2 separate regions of the Homo sapiens genome follow, and region 2 is linked to region 1. The links are chromatin contacts, found by Hi-C or POLR2A ChIA-PET in ENCODE. All regions are on one chromosome and are shown on one strand. Each heading gives the region's core, a stretch centred on a gene start or an enhancer-like site at or near the end of the contact. The rest is flanking DNA. Distances are from core to core; before and after follow the strand shown.

The links. A loop is a pair of places that touch in the nucleus more often than their neighbours do. ChIA-PET counts read pairs that join two places held with the same protein, here RNA polymerase II (POLR2A). Pooled maps may share reads with other maps.
Region 2: a map of PC-3 shows a loop between it and region 1 (4-fold over the local background). The contact joins two enhancer-like sites. A Hi-C loop is called at or near these places in 3 of 168 maps with a recorded cell type or tissue (Calu3, IMR-90 and PC-3), 4 of 37 single-sample maps with no recorded cell type and 4 of 50 pooled maps. POLR2A ChIA-PET finds 5 or more read pairs at or near these places in 2 of 52 experiments (OCI-LY7 and activated CD4-positive, alpha-beta T cell).

The regions. Positions count from the first base shown.
Region 1 is chr6:132,609,890-132,614,393 of GRCh38, forward strand. It overlaps a transcript of TAAR5 not described here. Among named protein-coding and RNA genes, the nearest start is that of TAAR2, 12 kb to the right of the region's middle. Within about 2 kb of position 2,747, at least 2 of the 41 ENCODE cell types and tissues checked have a DNase peak (open chromatin) inside an H3K27ac peak, as active enhancers do.
Region 2 is chr6:132,646,039-132,650,542 of GRCh38, forward strand. It overlaps TAAR1 (trace amine associated receptor 1), which reads right to left. Exons shown (of 2, transcript NM_138327.4): 2 at 1-91. Among named protein-coding and RNA genes, the nearest start is that of TAAR1, 11 kb to the right of the region's middle. Within about 2 kb of position 2,458, at least 2 of the 41 ENCODE cell types and tissues checked have a DNase peak (open chromatin) inside an H3K27ac peak, as active enhancers do.

The DNA.
Region 1 (4,504 bases), core at 1,497-3,996:
ATGCACCTGGGTCAATGCTTCTTAGCTTCTCTGTTTGCTACTCTCTTCCTGTCCTTCCCTCTGCCTCTCCTGTCCTCTACTCTTCATGCTCCTTCCCTTATTTCTTAAGTCTTATAGCTTCTCTGAGATTCTAACTAGTGAAGCCATGTCATATGTTCCATCCCTGAGAGACCAATAAAAATTACAAATTCCACACTCACAGACCCAGTTACTCAAATCTCACATGACTCCTTTTGGTCACAGTGGGCTGAATAAAGGAGGGTGGACAAATGGCATAAATAAAAACTTCCAATAAATGGTCACGCTTGCTTTGCTATTTGCTTCGGAATACACATCAATCTGAAAAGCCACTCCCTAGCAGCCTCAAGAGAAGCTTGACATTGTGCCTATAACAAAGCACAGAGTCTGCTTAGTGGGCCACAGAAAAGCAGGCCCAATCTTGAGTGAATCAGACAGAGGAGACACCCTAGGCCTATGTTGAATTCTCCCAAGCTATATAAAGACTCAACTGCAGGGTACATTTAACAAGTTCATCTATTTAGGCAGATTCAGTTTAGTTTGTGCTTTAGAATCCTAAGAAAGAGCACAGAAATAACCCCCAAGAAAGAGCAAAAACTGGCCCCTTCCTCATCTCAAGGTGCTAGAAGTTCCCTTCCTTTTTCTTGATTCTGTCATTCTTCCTGACCGACGGGGAAGAAAAGTCACCTCGTTGTGATAAAAGAACCTGAATTTTGCTGGTTAGAGACACTTCTTATTACCAAGTCACAGGAAGGTGTCTCCTTGCAAAGTCTTAGGAGGACCTTTTATAGAGCTGACTGTTCCATGTGACTCCCTTGTTTCTCTAGGTTAAAAGTTTACATCACTGACTTCCAAAGAGGAGGTAGCAAAAGAGCCTTGCGTTGAGAGTTCTCCTAGTCCAGCTTCTGCCATCAGCCAGCTGTGAGCCCTTGGTGATGGGAGGTGTGCAGGGCTAGATGAGCCTTGCAGGCTTTCCAGCTCTGAAAGTCTGTGAATCATTCGTAACAGAAAGTTGGTTCATATTAGATCATCTTCTTGTAAACAAATAGGAAACAGAAGAGCAGAGAAACAAGATGAAAGAAAAATAGGAAATAAAGTTTGGGACTCAATGCGGAGATTCTATGAATGGTACTTGCAGTCCTGGGACATGCCTGATCAATATTAGTTATCATTTAGCCATAAAAAAGAATGAAATCTTGTCATCTGCAACAGCATGAGTGGAACTGGAGGACAATATGTTAGTTGTAATAGCCAGGCATAGAAAGACAAATATCTCATGTTCTCACTTATTTAGGGAGCTAAAAAAAAGAAAAAAAAAAAAGCATTGAACTCATGGAGATAGGGAGCAGCATGATGGTTATCAGAGGCTGGAAAGGATAGTGGGGAGAGGGGGATAAGGAGGGAATGGTTAATAGGTACAAAAATACAGTTAGATAGAATGAATATGATCTAGTATTAAGTAGCACATTAGGGTGATTATAGTTGATAATAACTTATTGTATATTTTAAAATGACTAAAAGAGTAGAATTGGAATATTCCTAATGCAAAAAAATAATAAATGCTTGAGATGATGGATACTCCAGTTACTCTGGTTTGACCATTACACATTGTATGCCTGTATCAAAACATCACATGTACCCTATTAATATGTACAACTATTATGTATCCATAGTAATTTTAAAAATTTTTAAAGGAAAAGTTGATCGGGCTCAGGATAGGGTACCCCAAAATATGGCACCTTGGCATTTGAGGAAATAGCGGAAGCAAGTTTACTCTGGCCTTCTCCCACTTTTTCCCTGAAGCAGACCCTAAAAGAATGATCTGGTCTTCTCCTAAAATAGGTCATAAGACTCTCTTGTGTCCTATACTCAGGGGAAAAGAATGTCACACAGAAACATCAAGAAGAATTTGAACAAACAGGCCTTGTTAAGTTAGCCCCCAGTTTATTACTACTGTATCATATCCTTTTGTCATACTTTTGCATGACTGTTCAGAAAAATACACAGTTTTTAGAGTTTTGAGGCAGTATTCATTTTCGAAGTCTCCTGTGTCATGTAAAATTTATATTAAATAAATGTGTGTGCTTTTCTCTTGTTAAAAATTATATTGAGGATATGTTTCTCTCCATTATAGGTAGTCCTCCACTCATTGCCTCTCTTTATTCTTTGGTTTTCACCAAGGAAATGTTGTGAACATCTAGCCTGGGCCCCATTTGAGCACATTAGTGATAGCCTTAAGAAATAATTGTTGAATTTATATCTGTGTTAAAAAATATATTAACTCACCACCATGAGACAAGTAACTTGTCTATCCATCACCACTGGATTCTCAGTATCTAAGTTAAGGCTTCTAGTATACGCTAGAGATATATGTTTGAATGAATAAACATACACATAAATTGTAAATTATTACTGCTTTAAAAATATCTGTGTTGTTTCAATGAAAGCAACTAATTCAATGTGCTTAAAATGTCCCTATAAATGAATGGACTCGTTTCAGGAGCACACTTCATGAAAATTTCTTCTGGTATTGAATTGCTGATGGTATTCTTATAAAATAACCCCTCCCAAAGTAGCATTTAGACAGGAGGAGCTGAGAGATTTTGTGTAGATATAATTTACTGATCCTATAGCATGAGAAAACCAGAGATTCTGAGTCTGGGCAGAGATAGTGTTAGTAGAAGAAAACAAAAGTGGAAGTATTTCAGCTAAATGCAGTTGGGAGGTGCTGCTGCTAGTGGCATGACACCCCTCCGTGTCCCATTAAGGTGTGAAGATGGGGTTGTCTTGGCTCTTTTCAGTCCCATATGTAATGTTTGCACCTTATCTACCACTTAGAGGAGTTGGGGATTTTCTTCCAGTTAAAACTCACATACTCTCAAAGATAAAAGGAAATTTTCTGTTGCAGAATACAGACTTGCAGTTAAACTCATACAGTATTTAAGTCCATGAATACATACGCAGTTAATGATTACACAGGGGACTCTGCCACACCCTAGTTGCCCCTATGACCTTATTGATCACAGTCACGACATTTAAGCAACCTCACATGGGTCTTACATATAAGTAACTGTTCCATGTTTTAAGTATTGGGATGATTCTATAAGATGTTTCAACATGCGATCAAATCTTTCACTATGTGCAACTTCCTATACACATAAGGGAAAATTCATATACTTTCAGAACTGGAGAAGTCCATAAACGAAATATTTACAAAGATATATTATGTGATGCAGTTTCTAGCCTCATCGTTATCTTAACATTCCACAGTGGGGCATCTGTCTAGTAAGAACACAATGAGGCTCACAATAACCAGCTCTAACAAACTAACAATGTTCTTTTGGAAAACTGTATTCTAATTTCCAGATAACTGATTTGCAAATAAACTTTTACTGTTTCATAACCTGTTTATACGTTCAAAGTTGACATGCAGATCTTTGCGGCCATTAACATTGTTCCTGCCTTCCTCCCTGCTTTTCCTCATAAAAATTATGCTAGCTCCTTTAATTTTTTTATGGAGGCCAACAAAATTTTTATGTTATCTATTATGTTGAATCACATAGCCTCTATGGAATTCTCATTTTTTAAAGTTACAAATGTTCAAATATTAATAATTACAAATAATTTCCCACTGGGACCTTTTCCTTTTCCTCCTCAAGTTTTAGTTTTAAGCACTGACTAAGGTTGGCATATCTCCAGCCACATACATTTGGAAAAAGTCAGATTTGCAATGCAATATATCATGGAGTTAATACTTGTTGAAGAGAATCTTTGATTGTCTGGACACATTCATTTTAGTAGGAGGCAGAGATGACTTAATAGCAACACCAAGTTAGGAATCTAATTTTCACAGCCTTCCAGGATGAATACCATATAACTTGTAGTAGACTACAATCTGGTTCTGAGCATAGAGGCAAGCATTTGTACATGTGCTCTACATGGCACCAAATAAAAGTGACACTACTGCCATAAAATATGTTCTCCTCTTCTAGGATCCACCTATTTGGGCAAAGAACTTAACAATTGCCATTGCCACCTATGTATGTATGTACAAGCATATAAATAAATGTAAATTATAATTTCCTTTCAGTTTTCTTTGTTGGAAAAACAGATAAGAAAGATCAGCAAAGGAAGATATGAGCTATTAGTGTTCCACTTCTTCAATATATTAACTCAAATTACATGTACAAAGAAGCAGATTTTTAAAGGTTTCTCATTTGAACACAAATTTGGATAATGTCATAAATAATTCTCCTTTAAATTCTAACAGCCCTAGGGCTCTTGGAATTTAAGACTGAAATCTAAAATTATTGATACATAATGCCAAAGAGGAAAGTGCATTTTAGCATTGTTGAAATACCTAACTACATTTACTGAATCATGTCTCGCATAGTTCTTGTACTTTGCAAAAGTATTTTATATGCCACTATATAAAAATTTACCAACCTTGTCAAATGAATTTTGATGGAAAATTTAAGACCTTTTA
Region 2 (4,504 bases), core at 1,208-3,707, 36 kb after region 1:
GTGTGTTGATTTATCTTTTTCCCAAATCCATAATCAGGTTACAGTTCCTTCTCATGTTTATTTTTTATTTGCACATACTTATCCCAGAAACCTAGGAGGAAAAATAAAAGAGTAAATCATTGGCAATTTGAGTCCTCTCACTTCTAAAACATTTACCTATTACTCTCTGTTGAAGAATAGTTATTTTGGAAGGGACTTTATTTCCAAGTTCCATTCAATAGTTCAGTACAGCAATTTTTAAAAAACTTTTACCTGGAGCTGGACATTCTTCTAGAAATATGAAGCTAAATTATTAGGTTGAACTATATGAAACTGCCACATTTGTAGGTCAGAGAAGATCAAATGATGATTATGATCACACATCTTAATCTATGGAAACAATCTGTGTCCATAGGAAGCCAGTCTAGTGGGGGAGACTTACATTGTAAAGGGTAGAAAGAAATTGCCAGAAAATTTGGAATTAAAATATGTTTATGAAAAAGACAAGAAGTCTTTTAAATGTGCCTCTTGTGCAGAATTAATACGCACTATGCCCACTTCTGCACTTGGTCATACGTAAATTATATATTTCTTATTTTATAATTAATTGTAATAAGAAGAAGCTTACATATATTTATTTGCAGCTTGCAAAGTACTTCTACATATATTCCATGCATTATTTCAGTTACAGTTTTATTTGACATTTATAAGACCAACATCATTTTTTGTAAGGAAGACATGACATGCTTCATTAACCTCATTTTACTGGCAAGAAATTGAAGTTTAATTCACAAATCATTAAAGCTTGAATATGAGCTGTGGTCTCAATTACTAGTTCAGTTTCTTTGATATCAGTCCAGTCTTTCTCTCTATTGCAGAAAGAACCAACTTGAGGTCAATTTTTAAAAATTAAGCTTTAAATTTTCATATAAGAATTTATGATGTCTTAAATAATGGCACCTACTAGTGAAGAATGATATTGTGGTCCCACTTATTAAGGATTTTTGATATACAGACTAAAGTCTATGGTAAGAAGTGAAGTGGCATGGTGCAAAGAGCACTGAGGTGAGAGCCCAGGGAAGCTGAGTTTCCATGTGGGCCGTGGGCAAGGCACACAACCTTTTTAGTTTTTAAGTTCTGAAATCCAATAAATCTCACTTTATAAAACAGGTAAAAAAAATTATTATGAGTAGGCATCTTCTACTAGGCCTCCTCTTCTTGTACTTCACTGAAGAACCTCAAAGTTCCAGGGGACTCAGTTTGAAACTGTCCCTTTTGTTTCTATATGACCCTGTAATTCTGAGCTAAATTCTAGAACTTGGACTTACACACACACATACGCATGCACACACACACACACACACACACACACACACATATATAACACATACACAGACATGTACATATATATAAAGAGAAGAGGGGGGAGAGAGAGAGAAAGGAAGAAAGAAAAGAGAGAGAAAGAAAGGAAGAAGGAAGAAAGGAAGGGAGGGAGGGAGGAAAGGAGAGGAGGAGGGAAGGAAGGAAGAAAGAAAAAAGAAAGGAAGGAAGGAAGGAAGGAGAAAGGAAAGAAAGAAAGAGAAAGAAAAAAGAAAGAAAGAAAAAGGAAAGAAAGAAAGAAAGAAAGAAAGAAAGAAAGAAAGAAAGAAAGAAAGAAAGAAAGAAGAAAGAAAGGAAGGAAGGAAAGAAGGAAGGAAGGAGAAAGAGCTTGGGGAAGAGTACAAATTTCTGGCAATGAAGTCCTATAGTCTATCACTTTGGTAGGAAAATGCTAGAAAACAGCAACAATTCCTAGAATTCCAGGAGTCTGCCTTCCTTTTTATCTTTTTCCCTTCCCTCTGGGCTGATGGTTTAGAATGAGAGAAATGCAATATCTAGGTATGAAAATGTATATTTTAATAAATTTGGAACATTTTTCCCCTAATCTCCTTTGGTCTTCTATTCCCAGAAGGAAACATATTTATACCAAATAAATCTGTAAGATTTATTTAAAAAGACACACAGGCTCATTCCATGATAGAAGCTAAACAGCAAACAAAAACTGTTATTTAAACTAAGCAATATTTGAATTACGATTATGATTTCATTAAAACAATGATGGATTTCTTACTATGAAATTTAAGTTTGCATTTAACTAAACTCAATCAGTTAAGTTATATATTTTCTAGTTAGACTTTTCCTCCACTATTTCCCTCTCTTTTCCTTCTTTCTTTTACTTATTTGTTGACTTACTAAAGGAACCACACAACACTCAAAATCACTGTTCAGAAGTGTTTATTTATTCCTGACTCTTAAAAACATTTCTTCCTGATGTCATATTGAGTAGGGACTCTCAGTAGGAACTAGGGTTCAAAAAGAAGTAAGGGAAGGTGGAAATAAAGCAAAATACAAATTTCACTTTTAGAAGAGGAAATTCACAGAAGATGAAAACGCCATCTGGCAAATTCATAGGCCTTGTTTTTTGTGGCTCTGACCAAAATGACTCAGAGGTTACCGCAAGCTCATATTTGCACATACTGGTTTAAGAGACATCAAGCCTTAGGCACAGTATCTTAGAAATTGTTGATAGTATGAATGCCACATCTGTAGAATAATTTGTCTGCCCAACTTAAAGAATATTAAACATCATTGTATGAGTGCTTTTTGAAGTGTTATAAATTGTTTTTGAATAGATTTATTTGTTTAAGTGCTCTATGACAACATTGTGAGTTGAAAGCTTATCTAAGGACCTGGCAAAATAGTGTTTTTGTTTCTTTTCTTTCAGCTTTAAGAATTTACAAGCTAGAGATAATTATTATCTGTATATACAAAGTTTCCAGGTTGAATATACAATAGCAATATGGGAAGTTAACAAATTGCTGTTTGATTACCTAACTAAGTAAACAGTTCTGTGTAAATGATCTAATCATCTAATGTTTGAAAATGACATATGAATTAAAAATATGTTGATAGAACTTATAGTTTAAAATAGATCTGTCTAGCAAGGCAGGAAATCCCGGGCAGAGTGCCTCAACTTTCCAACAGAAGGTCATGAACACTAACCCTATCATAAGCTTTGTCCCGGATTCCATTAACCACCCATTCCTAATTGTTCAGAATTTCATCTCTATACTACTCTACTCATTTCCTAATCCAAACCAATTTCCCATTGTGGTATTACTCACAAAACCCTTCCAAGAGTGCCCTTGGGGACTCATGGTCTTTATTCCATTTCCTAAAATTCTTTTTTTAAATCTGCTTCCCACTCTTTGTTCTAACTAAAACTCTCTCTCCTCAGGATACCTTCTCCCCTGCAACCTTGTCAATGGCGGCTGTTTTCTTTCCTACATTCCTTGTACCTCTTCATATTATATGATCTGGAGAAAGAGTAAGTGTCCACTTACACTCATTGCCATTGAAGATCTTTCCACCCTAACCTCTAACCCCTTGCAAGCTTTGAAGTTCATGTCTTCATGCTATACCTCTGTATTAGTCCATTCTCACACTCCTACAAAGAACTGCCTGAGACTGGGTAATTTATAAAGGAAAGAGGTTTAATTGACTCACAGTTCCGCAGGGCTGGGAAGGCCTCAGGAAACTTACAGTCATGGTAGAAGGGGAAGTAAACACATTCCTCTTCACATGGTGGCAGCAAGGAGAAGTGCAGAGTGAAGTGGGGTAAAAGCCCCTTAGAAAACCATCAGATCTCATGAGAACTCACTCACTATCATGAGAACAGCATGGAGGTAGCTTCCCCCATCATTCAATTACCTCCCACCAGGTCCCTTCCATGACACGTGGGGATTATGAGAACTACAATTCAAGATGAGATTTGAGTGGGGACACAAACCATACCAACTTCCTCCTATTGCAGGCATGTACAGACTCCCAAGTCATCTCTCTGTACTTCTTGAAGATATGAGTTCCTGGCTTACTGTCACTGTCCGTAACGCTACTCCTGCTAAAGTTCTTAGCAATTTTATTGTCCACCTAAATGATCCTTCCAATAATGGACTCTTAGTTCATCGACCTCTATCTTTTAACAATCATAGACTCGCCTCCATCTCATCTCACCTTCCATGGTCATATCCCCGGATGTCATTATCAATGACAAGAGTCATCCAAATGATTGGTTTCAAGCTTCACATCCTGTCCTCCCAGCCCATGTGCTTCCTTTCCAACAATTTTTCACTAGTGCTTCCTTTCCAACAATTTTTCAACTCGAAGCCCTCAATTCATTTATTTTACACACCTTTCCACTGTCCTTCATTTACTCATGTCTACCTCTTTACTCAGTTTAGATTCCAGTATTTCCTGGCATTATCTTAAGCTCTCTCACATTAACATACTTTCCTGGCTAAATTTGAACACTGGTTAAATGCAGTTTTCCTCTCACTCCACTCTGGCACACTGAATGTGGCATAGAAAAACACACAATAGCCTTCTTTTAAATTCGTAACAAAAATGGACCATTACAATTGCTCAGGAATCCTACTCCATTTCCCTGTTACATTCATTCCTCTCCTCTCTGAGATGACTATTTCAT